3 separate regions of the Homo sapiens genome follow, and all the other regions are linked to region 1. Evidence: chromatin contacts called from ENCODE Hi-C data. All regions are on one chromosome and are shown on one strand. Each heading gives the region's core, a stretch centred on a gene start or an enhancer-like site at or near the end of the contact. The rest is flanking DNA. Distances are from core to core; before and after follow the strand shown.

Region 1 (3,086 bases), core at 426-2,925:
TTTGAACCCTTGAAGCTTAGTGGGCAGTTTTGAGAATTACATGGGCTACAGGTGAAAACTTACACATTATAACCTTAATTTAACAGCCAGTTAAGACTTGAGTGTGGTAAAAGATTCATTTATTTATTCAATCAACAAACAATGTGGCACTACATACTATATTAAAATAAAAACATACGAATAAAATATAGGCACAAAAATAGAGGATATTGCGACTATCCTTAAAGATACACATTTTAGGAAGAATGATGAGACTTTTGGGCATGCTTTCAAGCCAAAGGGCTATCATAAATGAAAAGGAAGATTGTTTGGGTCCTTGTCTGGCATCTTAAGTAGCTGTGTGATCTCGGAAGTCTCGGGCTTTAGCTTCCTCACCCACAGTGAAAATTAAAAAGAAAAATTGGGCCGGGCGCGGTGGCTCACGCCTGTAATTCCAGCACTTTGGGAGGCCGAGGCGGGCGGATCACGAGGTCAGAAGATCAAGACCATCCTGGCTAACACGGTGAAACCCCTTCTCTACTAAAAATAAAAATAAAAAAATTAGCCAGGCGTGGTGGCGGGCGCCTGTAATCCCAGCTACTCGGGAGGCTGAGGCAGGAGAATGGCGTGAACCCGGCAGGCAGAGCTTGCAGTGAGCGGAGATCGCGCCATTGTACTCCAGCCTGGGCAACAGAGCGAGACTCCATCTCAAAAAATAAAAATTAAAAAAAGAAAAGAAAAATTGAAAAAAGAAGCAAAACCGAAATCTTGATTTAGAGAAGTAGACTCTTTTTGAAGTAGAAAGCAAAACAAATTTTGGAGGACCAAATTTCTGTGAAATAGTTTTGTCTTTAGCAGTCGTTTGTTTCAGTTATAACGGTTATAAATGGCACTTCATTTGATTTCTTTAAACATTTTACTTGGCCTGCTGTTTAATCAGACATGGAAGCCAGGTATGTAGTACTGTGGTAACTCACGGTGCTGTAACTTCCTAGATTAAAGGGCCGTGGCAGTTAAAACGAAACAAAACAAAAAAATTTCTTGAATTCTGCACTGTCAGTATTCAAACTAGTTTCAGAATCTAATGGACACACTCTGCCAAACCACCGATTAGCCATTTGAGGAGAGATGAAAGATGCCTATTTTTGGAGTGAATTCTCATAGGGTTATTTTCGTCTTACGAAATGGTGTAGCGGACTGCCCTTTTTCTCCTTTACTAAGTCACCTCAGCCAAAGCGGAAAACAAAGAAAAAAACCAAACCAAACCAAAAAAACGACAAAATAGACCGTACGCAAATAGAAAAAAAAAAAACAAAACCCAAAACACCTCCTTTAAGCGTCGGTTGGGCTCTATGTTAGCTTTGACTCTCCGTGCTCCCTGCTTTGCTGGGAACACGGAGATCCATCGCTCCGTTAGGCGTTCCCTTTAGTTTTCTAAGTGTGGGAGCCTGGGGCGACGTCCACCACGGAAGGTCTCTCCCGGAAACGGTTTTCCGCCCCGCCACGCCGCCCGCCTACGTCGACCACTGGCCCGCTGCTGGTCGGAAGGCGGCGCGCAGTCCATCCCCCGCCGGGCAACGCCCGTCGCTGTGGCGTCACTGGGAGTTGTAGTTTCACTGGGCTCAGCGGTGCCTGCGCTTTAGCGCAGACGCGCGGGTGAGATCCTCACTTCCCACAGGACCTCGGGACGGGGGCGGGGCTCCGACAGAGGCGGCGATTGTGGCGGCCCATTTGTAAATGCTGCGGAGATTGAGGTGTCGGTTCGTGCTGCTGAGCTGCCCAGGCTTCACGGAGCGGTAATTTGTGGGCGAAAAGAGCGGAGGAGCTCTTTGTCCGCCGCCCTGCGCCGGAGATGGACGGCGGTGGGCGGGCAGGACTCTGCTCGGACCTCGGGGTTGGCTCGGCGGGGCGAGGAGGGAGCGGGGCGCCGGGACGCGCTCAGGCCCACGGGCGCGCTGAGGCCCACGGCAGTTCAGTGGCTTCGTTCATTCGCGCTGCTTTGTTCTTCGCAGAGCTGGGGAAGCCGGCCTCTCTGGGGTGTCTGTCTCTCTGACCTGGCTGTGGCGGAACTTGAGTTCCTGTGGGCAGCGCGGCAGCCGCAGTCCGCTGGAGCAGGGTGGTGAAGTAGCGTTGCTGGCTGTCCTAAGGGCCGGTCTTGCCCCAGCTTTGTCAAGGGCTTCTCTCTTGAAGCTTCGTGTGGATTCATGGCTTTCAAGAACGTGTTGTATTTTAGGGGACTGCTAAATCACTTCCCAGACCAACTAGTTACTTCTCACGGTCTAAGAGTGGCTTTGAATTTGCTGTTTGTATCCACTCTCCTCCCTCACCGTGCAGAGAATTTATCTTTTTTTCAATACTGCTTTAAAGAATGTTTACATAGCACTTTCTGGAGATTTCAAGGCTGTCAGTTTGTTACATTTTTTAAAAGTTTTATTGAGGTATAATTGCTATACAATAAAAATGGCACATGTTTAAATGCATTCCATTTGATGAGTTTGACATACACGTGCACCCGTGTCCTTCAGATTTTGATATCTGTAAAGTCTGAGTCCACATACTAATCCTATCTCGGCATATATATTATCAATGCTCCCTTTACCAAGACCTCAGTATCAATAATAAGTAGCAGGTTCTGGTGACGCTTTTTTTATACTTCATGCTGACATTAAATATATTTTTAGAATCGCGGTCATGAAATTGAAGGTATAGAAGGTGTGTTTGGTGGGGAGTTGGAGGAGGAGATGCAAAAGTCTGGCTGCTGCATCCCAAGACTGCTTGCACTTGTCAGTCTAGTAGGGAATTTTTCTAGTTTTCCATATTATGAAATGACCTTGTAGTTTGTCTCCCTTCTGAATTTGGATTTCGAAAGATTTTCTGCTAAGGTCATTGAAATTAAGCAAAGTTACGTGGTTGATTTTGAAAAAAAAAAAGTCATTACTTTTTTAGATTGGTTTCCTACTGAAAAACAATTTGCTTAGAAAAAGTTTTTACAAATTATTCAGGAATAACAGATATCCAGTAAAGTGCGCTAATCTTAAGTGTACAGCCTAAGTGTATCCACCCCCTGTATTAACCTTCCCAGTTGTTGAAGTCAAAAATTTGGAGAT
Region 2 (2,920 bases), core at 81-2,580, 650 kb after region 1:
CATTCTCACCAACCGTAGTTTCTTTTGTTGAAAAAATTGGTGTGGAAAAAACATTTTTTGGGGGAGGGGTGAGGGACAAGGTCTTGCTCTGTCGCCCAGGCTGGAGTGCTGTGGCGCGATCTCAGCTCACTGCAGCCTTTGCCTCCAGGGTTCCAGAGATTCTCCTGCCTAAGACTACCGAGTAGCTGAGATTACAGGTGCGTGCCATCACATCCAGCTAATTTTTGTATTTTTAGTAGAGATGGGGTTTCGCCATGTTGGCCAGGCTGGTCTCAAACTCCTGACCTCAGGTGATCCACCTGCCTTGGCTTCCCAAAGTGCTGGGATTACAGGCGTGAGCCACTGCACCTTGCCCAAAAAGCCATTTTTGGAAACGATCTTGTAAACAAGAAGCAAAGACTGCTCCAAATTGAAATCAGTTTTAAAACCCCAAATGCCTACATACAATCAATATGAGAGCAGACAGAGCAGGCTCTTTCTACAACACTTCCCGCAGCTTCAGTCAGGTAGAAGGAGCACACCCTTGGTCATCAAAACTGCGTGCTGACCATCAGCGCCTCTCTGACTGGGGACAATTCCAAGAGAACACATCTGTTCCACAGAGTACTATCAATTCCAAAAATGTAATAAAGTGAATTTATAATGCTCTTGTTCAATAACCATGGTTAACCATCACTCCTAGAAACACTGCCCTCTGGGGGCCCCTGATTCCTGGGGCTGCATTGGTCCTTCCCCAGTCCATCCCTTACACAAATGTCTCATTTTCCTCCCCCTCTCTGCTTTCCTCCTGGCTGCAGCTGTCAGTGAGTAGAATGCCCCAGTCCCCATTTTCAGCCCTGGCCACTTTTAGCTTTAGGAACTACTACAGAGAACAATGTGGTAGCCATAGAGGAGGTGTCATTTTTTTAAATTGGAAGGATTGTTACAAATACAGTTAGAGAAGACATCAGGAAAAAAAAAGCCCCTGACTGATAAGTGGGGGAGGGTAGTCCTGGTGAGGGTGTGATAACAGGGTGGAGGTTGAGGTGTTCTGTTAAATGAAAGGGAGGTGAGATCTAACACAGCCCTTAAACATCAGGCACTTGACAACAAGGAGACATAGATTTAGCTATTTTCATGAGGCACTCTCCAACACTGCCTAGCTAATGAGCAGCTGGTTCCCGACCAGCATCTCCCACCCAGCATCACTCCTTGGTGGGGAATTTCCCCTCCCTTGACTTCAGGGAAATTCCCCCACCCTTAAAATAATCTGCTAAAATCATGTATTTGAGAAAACCTCTTGCTGATGGCTCAGACTTCCTCAGAGTTGAGATAAGCCATTCTGACTTCCCATCTTAAAAACAGAAATGGCAAGCCCAGGCGGGCAGCTCGTGTTCACAGCTGGGAGCAGCTGTCACGGGCTGCTGCTCTGTGGGCTGAAACTATGGGTGAACCCCAAGAGCTCAGGCCACGGAGATGCACACAGAGGGAAAGAGCTGGGTCACAGGAACTGACAACGTCAAAACATGATGCACAATTTCCAGGGTCCATCCCCCTTCAGTGGTTCCCAAACACCCAGGGCCTGTGGCATCTAATCACATGGAAAATGTTTAGAAAAATAAAGATCCTCCCCTGCCCTGGGCCACTGAGTCAGGTTGGGTGGTGGTAGTGGGGAAGGATGTTGGCTGAGAATTTATTTTGAAAAGCTCCTCAAATGATTCTGACACCTGGAAAAATTTGGGAACCACTGGACCTTCAGGTTAAGCTTACTTAAACCACACCACATGCTCAGGTTGTTCTAGGACATATGCCTTTTGTTGCCTGTCCATGCAGCAAGCCACAAGTTGCAGGCAATGGATTCTGATTGCATTGGCTGGAAACCTCTGCGTTAGCCAATGTGTACCACTGAATGTTCCTTATTCCAACGAATAGGACAAAATCCTTCCATCCGTCCACGCTGACCTCTCCGCCTGGAGCAACTTTCCCACCCAAAACAGCCCATCAAATTCTGGCTCATCCCTCAAAAGTTTAACCATTGGCCGGGCGCAGTGGCTCATGCCTGTAATCTCAGCACTTTAGGAGGCTGAGGCAGGAGGATTGCTTGAGGCCAGGAGTTCAAGACCAGCCTGGGCAACATAGCAAGATCCCATCTCTATTTAAAAATAAACTTAAGGAAACAAAAACCAACCAAACAACAAACAAAAGTTGTAACCATCATTGCTTGGTGACGGTTCCATGACTTATTTTTCAGTTCCCTGATCCTCTGCCATAACAATATCTGCCTTTGATGTTCTATAAACATGTTAGACTAACCTCTTTTAAAATATGTATCGCATTTACATTATAGTTATTATTAAGTTTATATCTGTCCCTTTATATCCTGTCCCTACTCTTATCCTAGCTATGACTTTCTCAAGGACAAGGAACATGCTTAATAGTCAGTGTTGGGTGACTGAATTAAAGTATGAAATATGTTTCATGTTCCAGAATGTAAACTGTTAGTGTTGGAAAAGTCACTAGTATATCTAATCTAGACTTTCAAGCCATTCTTCACAAATAGTATTTTTCAATCTTTTAAACATGTGGACAACAATAAGATCAAAAGGAATCCTAGAAACTGACATATTAACTCTCACTAATAATCTGTTATTAATGTCTAAGGAGCTTTGAAGAATCATTCTCTTAATGTATAGCTTCACATCAGTATTCAACTTAGGGCCCTGCACCCTGGGCAGCCAACACCCCATTGGCTCCAGACCCCACAACCAAGCCAGCAGCTCCACTCCCTCCTGCTCTCAAAACTCAGCCTCTGTCCCGTCTCCAGTTCAGAGCTGGGGCGTCGTTGGCTCTGGGCTTCTTTGTATCTTGCGGTGAGCTCTTAGGTTTTACCTTTGACTTGTCCCACAGTGCCTGTCTTCTGTTCCTAGCCAGGAGCTGCTCG
Region 3 (2,960 bases), core at 313-2,812, 760 kb after region 1:
CACCTGTGGGAGAAACATGGGGAAACAAGGAAGAAACCTGCATATGCACGGGAGCACAAATAAGGAAGGAGATGGGAGAACTGGGTGGAGGCAGATGGCAAACGTGGGGGCCAAGGGAGGTAGATGAGAATTAGGATATGGGATAATAAGACAAAGCCACATGAAACTCTAAAGTGCGGGAGGAGGGCAGAGAACAGGGAGGGTGCATGACAGGCACCCCGAGAATAATGCAGTGAGGAAGTTTGCAAGACGGGGGAGGGGGACATTAGGAAAAAAGGAGAATTTGTTGGGAAAGGTGGAAAAAGAAAAGGAGTGAGATTTCTCCGCCTGTTAGCAAGGGGAATAAAGGAGAGCAAATCGCTGGGTGACCAGGAAAGGTTCACAGAGAAGAAAACACGAGGCAGCAAAAACCGAAGGTGGGGACAGAGAAAATGCTGGCAGGGGGAGGTGCATAATATAAGGCTATGGGAAGCCATGGGAACAAGAGCTGAATAAATTCACAGTATTATTCTATTTATCCACATCCCTATGCAATGCTGGGAAGCAAATGACCCACAGGGTTTTGTTTGCTTGCTTTGGTTTGGTTTTCCTGCACTTGGAGGGAGGGGAAATTTGCTCAAGCTCTGTAACCTTGCAGTCAGATGGGTGGCCCAGCCCAAGTCACCCGAGCTCCCCCTGACGCTGGCAGCAGCGCGGGCTTCTACCTGCCTGGGGCTGGAGTACCAATTCCCCCACCTCCTGCACAGAATGGGACCAAACCAACTCCGCCAATGCATTCCCTGCAGTCCACAGACGATGGGCACCGGGTCCCAAAATCTTTCCCCTGGGACGAGACTCCGCTGGTACCAAGAGAAACTTGCTTTCTAAACTAAGCTCTCCAACCGCATCGCTCCGGGTCCCCGGAGGCACCAGCCACGCCACCCGATGGAGCAGAGCGTTACAGGGCTCCGCCGCGCCAGGCTCCCCAGACTCTGCCACCCCCACGGCCGCCCCTGTAGGCCAGGCCCCGCGAGCTGGGAGCGCGGGTGAAGTTACAAGGCGACCTCCCTGCAGGCTTCCGGCTGGAAACGGCCTTTTGCGAGAACACCACGTGCATGTCCTCCCAAAAGCGATGGTGCCGGGTGGCCCAGAGGGCGCAGAGCCACCGCCGGGCAGGGAGCGGGCGCACGGACCTAACAGGTGAGCACCCGGTAGCCTCCACCGGCGGGGGAAGCAGAGGCCAAGCAGCTGGGAGCTGGACATCCCGAAGCCCCGAGGCAGTCCACTGGGACTCAAATCCTCCCGATATTCTACCTAACAGCCCATGCCCGCGCCCGCCCGGCAGAGCCGCGCGCCCGAAGCCGTCTTACCTCCTGCGGCGCCTCTTGGCGGAGCCTACAAAGTCAGCGTGTCCAACACGTCCCTGCCCTCAGAGCCACCTCCGGTGCCGGCGGAGCCCCGAGGTCGCCGCACTCTCGGAGGAGCCTGGGATCCAGTGCGCGCCCTCGGAGCTAGCGACCGGCAGGGCGATCGCGGGAGAAAGCGCAACGCACACTCTCCTCCCGCGCCGCGGCAGCACACTCAGCCAAGCCACGCCCCAGCCCCGCTCCCCACCAGGCCACGCCCCCAGCCCGGCTCTTCCCCCCGCCCCATATCAGGCCACGCCCCCGGTTAGCTCACTCCCTCAGGCCACACCCTCGGCCACGCCCCCACACTACCAACCACAGCCGGGGACCCCACCCATCAAAAACAGTTCCCCGGCCAGGCGCAGTGGCTCTTGCCTGTAATCCTAGCACTTTTGGAGGCCGAGGTGGGCGGATCACCTGAGGTCAGGAATTTGAGAGCAGCTTGGCCAACATGGTGAAACCCCGTCTCTAATAAAAATAAAAATTAACCGGGCGTGGTGACAGGCGCCTGTGATCCCAGCTACTCAGGAGGCTAAGGCAGGAGAATCACTTGAACCCGAGAGGCGGAGGTTGCAGTGTGCCGAGATCGCGCCACTGCACTCCAACCTGGAGGACACAGCCAGACTCCGTTTTTTAAAAAAAGAAACAAACAAAAATAGTTCCCTCAGCCACCAGCCAGCCCCCACCCCCCAGGGCGGGAAGAGGAGTCTCATCTCCGGGGCAACCGTGCCCCACTGCCCACTGCCTGGGCCAGAAGTTCACTCCCTGTGAAAGGAAAACGCAGGGTAGGGATTTTTAAACCTACATGTTTCCCAGGGCCTGGGGCAAGTCTTGAGTAGACTGTTGCAGTAAACCGACTCAAAGGCCTATCACCTTTCTTGTGAGGCTCAAGGCCTAATCATTAATTGACATGAAAACCACAGAAGAGAAGCAAACCCTTCTGTGCTGGGATCTGTGCCCCAGTGCTCCATGTTCCCTGATAGGCAGCTAATGGAATTCATAAAATAAATGCATGCTTTCTACCAGTGTAGTTTTTTAGATGATTCATTTAGTGGCCAGCACTATTATTTATAAATGTCTATTGTCTTTTATAATCAAAGAACAATACCCACAATCTGTAAAATAAAAAACAAAAATTATATTACCCAATGAAAAGTGAAAATTAATTTTATGTATGTTTTTTAAAATATTGAAAAAACTCTGTATGACATTATAATGGTGGCTTCATGTCATTATGCATTTCTCAAAACTCACAGAATGAACAGCATGCGGCGTGAGCCTCCTGTAAGTAATGGACTTAGTTCATCTTAATGTAACAACATGGGCCCATCAATCATAACACATGTGCCACTCGAATGTAAGATGTCAGTACAAGCAGCTGTGTGTGGAGGGAGGGGCGTGAGGGAGTACATCAGAACTCCGTGTACTTTCCATTCCTGTTTTCTAAACCTAAAACTGCTCTAAAAATAGTCTATTAATTAAAGCACACTCCAAGATTAATGATAATTATCTGTGGGTGGTGGAAATATGGGCAAATTTTATTTAATTCTTTGAATTGTTATTGAAATTACCCCA

Evidence for each region. Hi-C counts contacts between places; a loop is a spot of excess contacts on that map. Pooled maps may share reads with other maps.
Region 2: a loop to region 1 is called in a map of B cell, with 6 times the contacts of the local background. The contact joins the enhancer-like site here to the promoter of CPAP in region 1. A Hi-C loop is called at or near these places in 3 of 168 maps with a recorded cell type or tissue (B cell, CD8-positive, alpha-beta T cell and naive thymus-derived CD4-positive, alpha-beta T cell), 19 of 37 single-sample maps with no recorded cell type and 17 of 50 pooled maps.
Region 3: a loop to region 1 is called in a map of CD8-positive, alpha-beta T cell, with 25 times the contacts of the local background. The contact joins the promoter of SPATA13 here to the promoter of CPAP in region 1. A Hi-C loop is called at or near these places in 3 of 168 maps with a recorded cell type or tissue (CD8-positive, alpha-beta T cell and naive thymus-derived CD4-positive, alpha-beta T cell) and 8 of 50 pooled maps.

What each region holds. Positions count from the first base shown.
Region 1 is chr13:24,921,450-24,924,535 of GRCh38, reverse strand. It overlaps CPAP (centrosome assembly and centriole elongation protein), which reads left to right and starts at 1,675. Exons shown (of 17, transcript NM_018451.5): 1 at 1,675-1,775. RefSeq lists enhancers at 728-1,629, 1,630-2,531.
Region 2 is chr13:24,273,086-24,276,005 of GRCh38, reverse strand. The region is part of intron 4 of SPATA13 (spermatogenesis associated 13); the gene reads right to left. Among named protein-coding and RNA genes, the nearest start is that of SPATA13-AS1, 20 kb to the right of the region's middle. RefSeq lists enhancers at 736-795, 1,096-1,385. Within about 2 kb of position 1,330, at least 18 of the 41 ENCODE cell types and tissues checked have a DNase peak (open chromatin) inside an H3K27ac peak, as active enhancers do; they include B cell and CD8-positive, alpha-beta T cell, where a contact is called at or near this core.
Region 3 is chr13:24,159,322-24,162,281 of GRCh38, reverse strand. It overlaps SPATA13 (spermatogenesis associated 13), which reads right to left and starts at 1,562. Exons shown (of 13, transcript NM_001166271.3): 1 at 1,350-1,562. RefSeq lists a silencer at 1,612-1,671.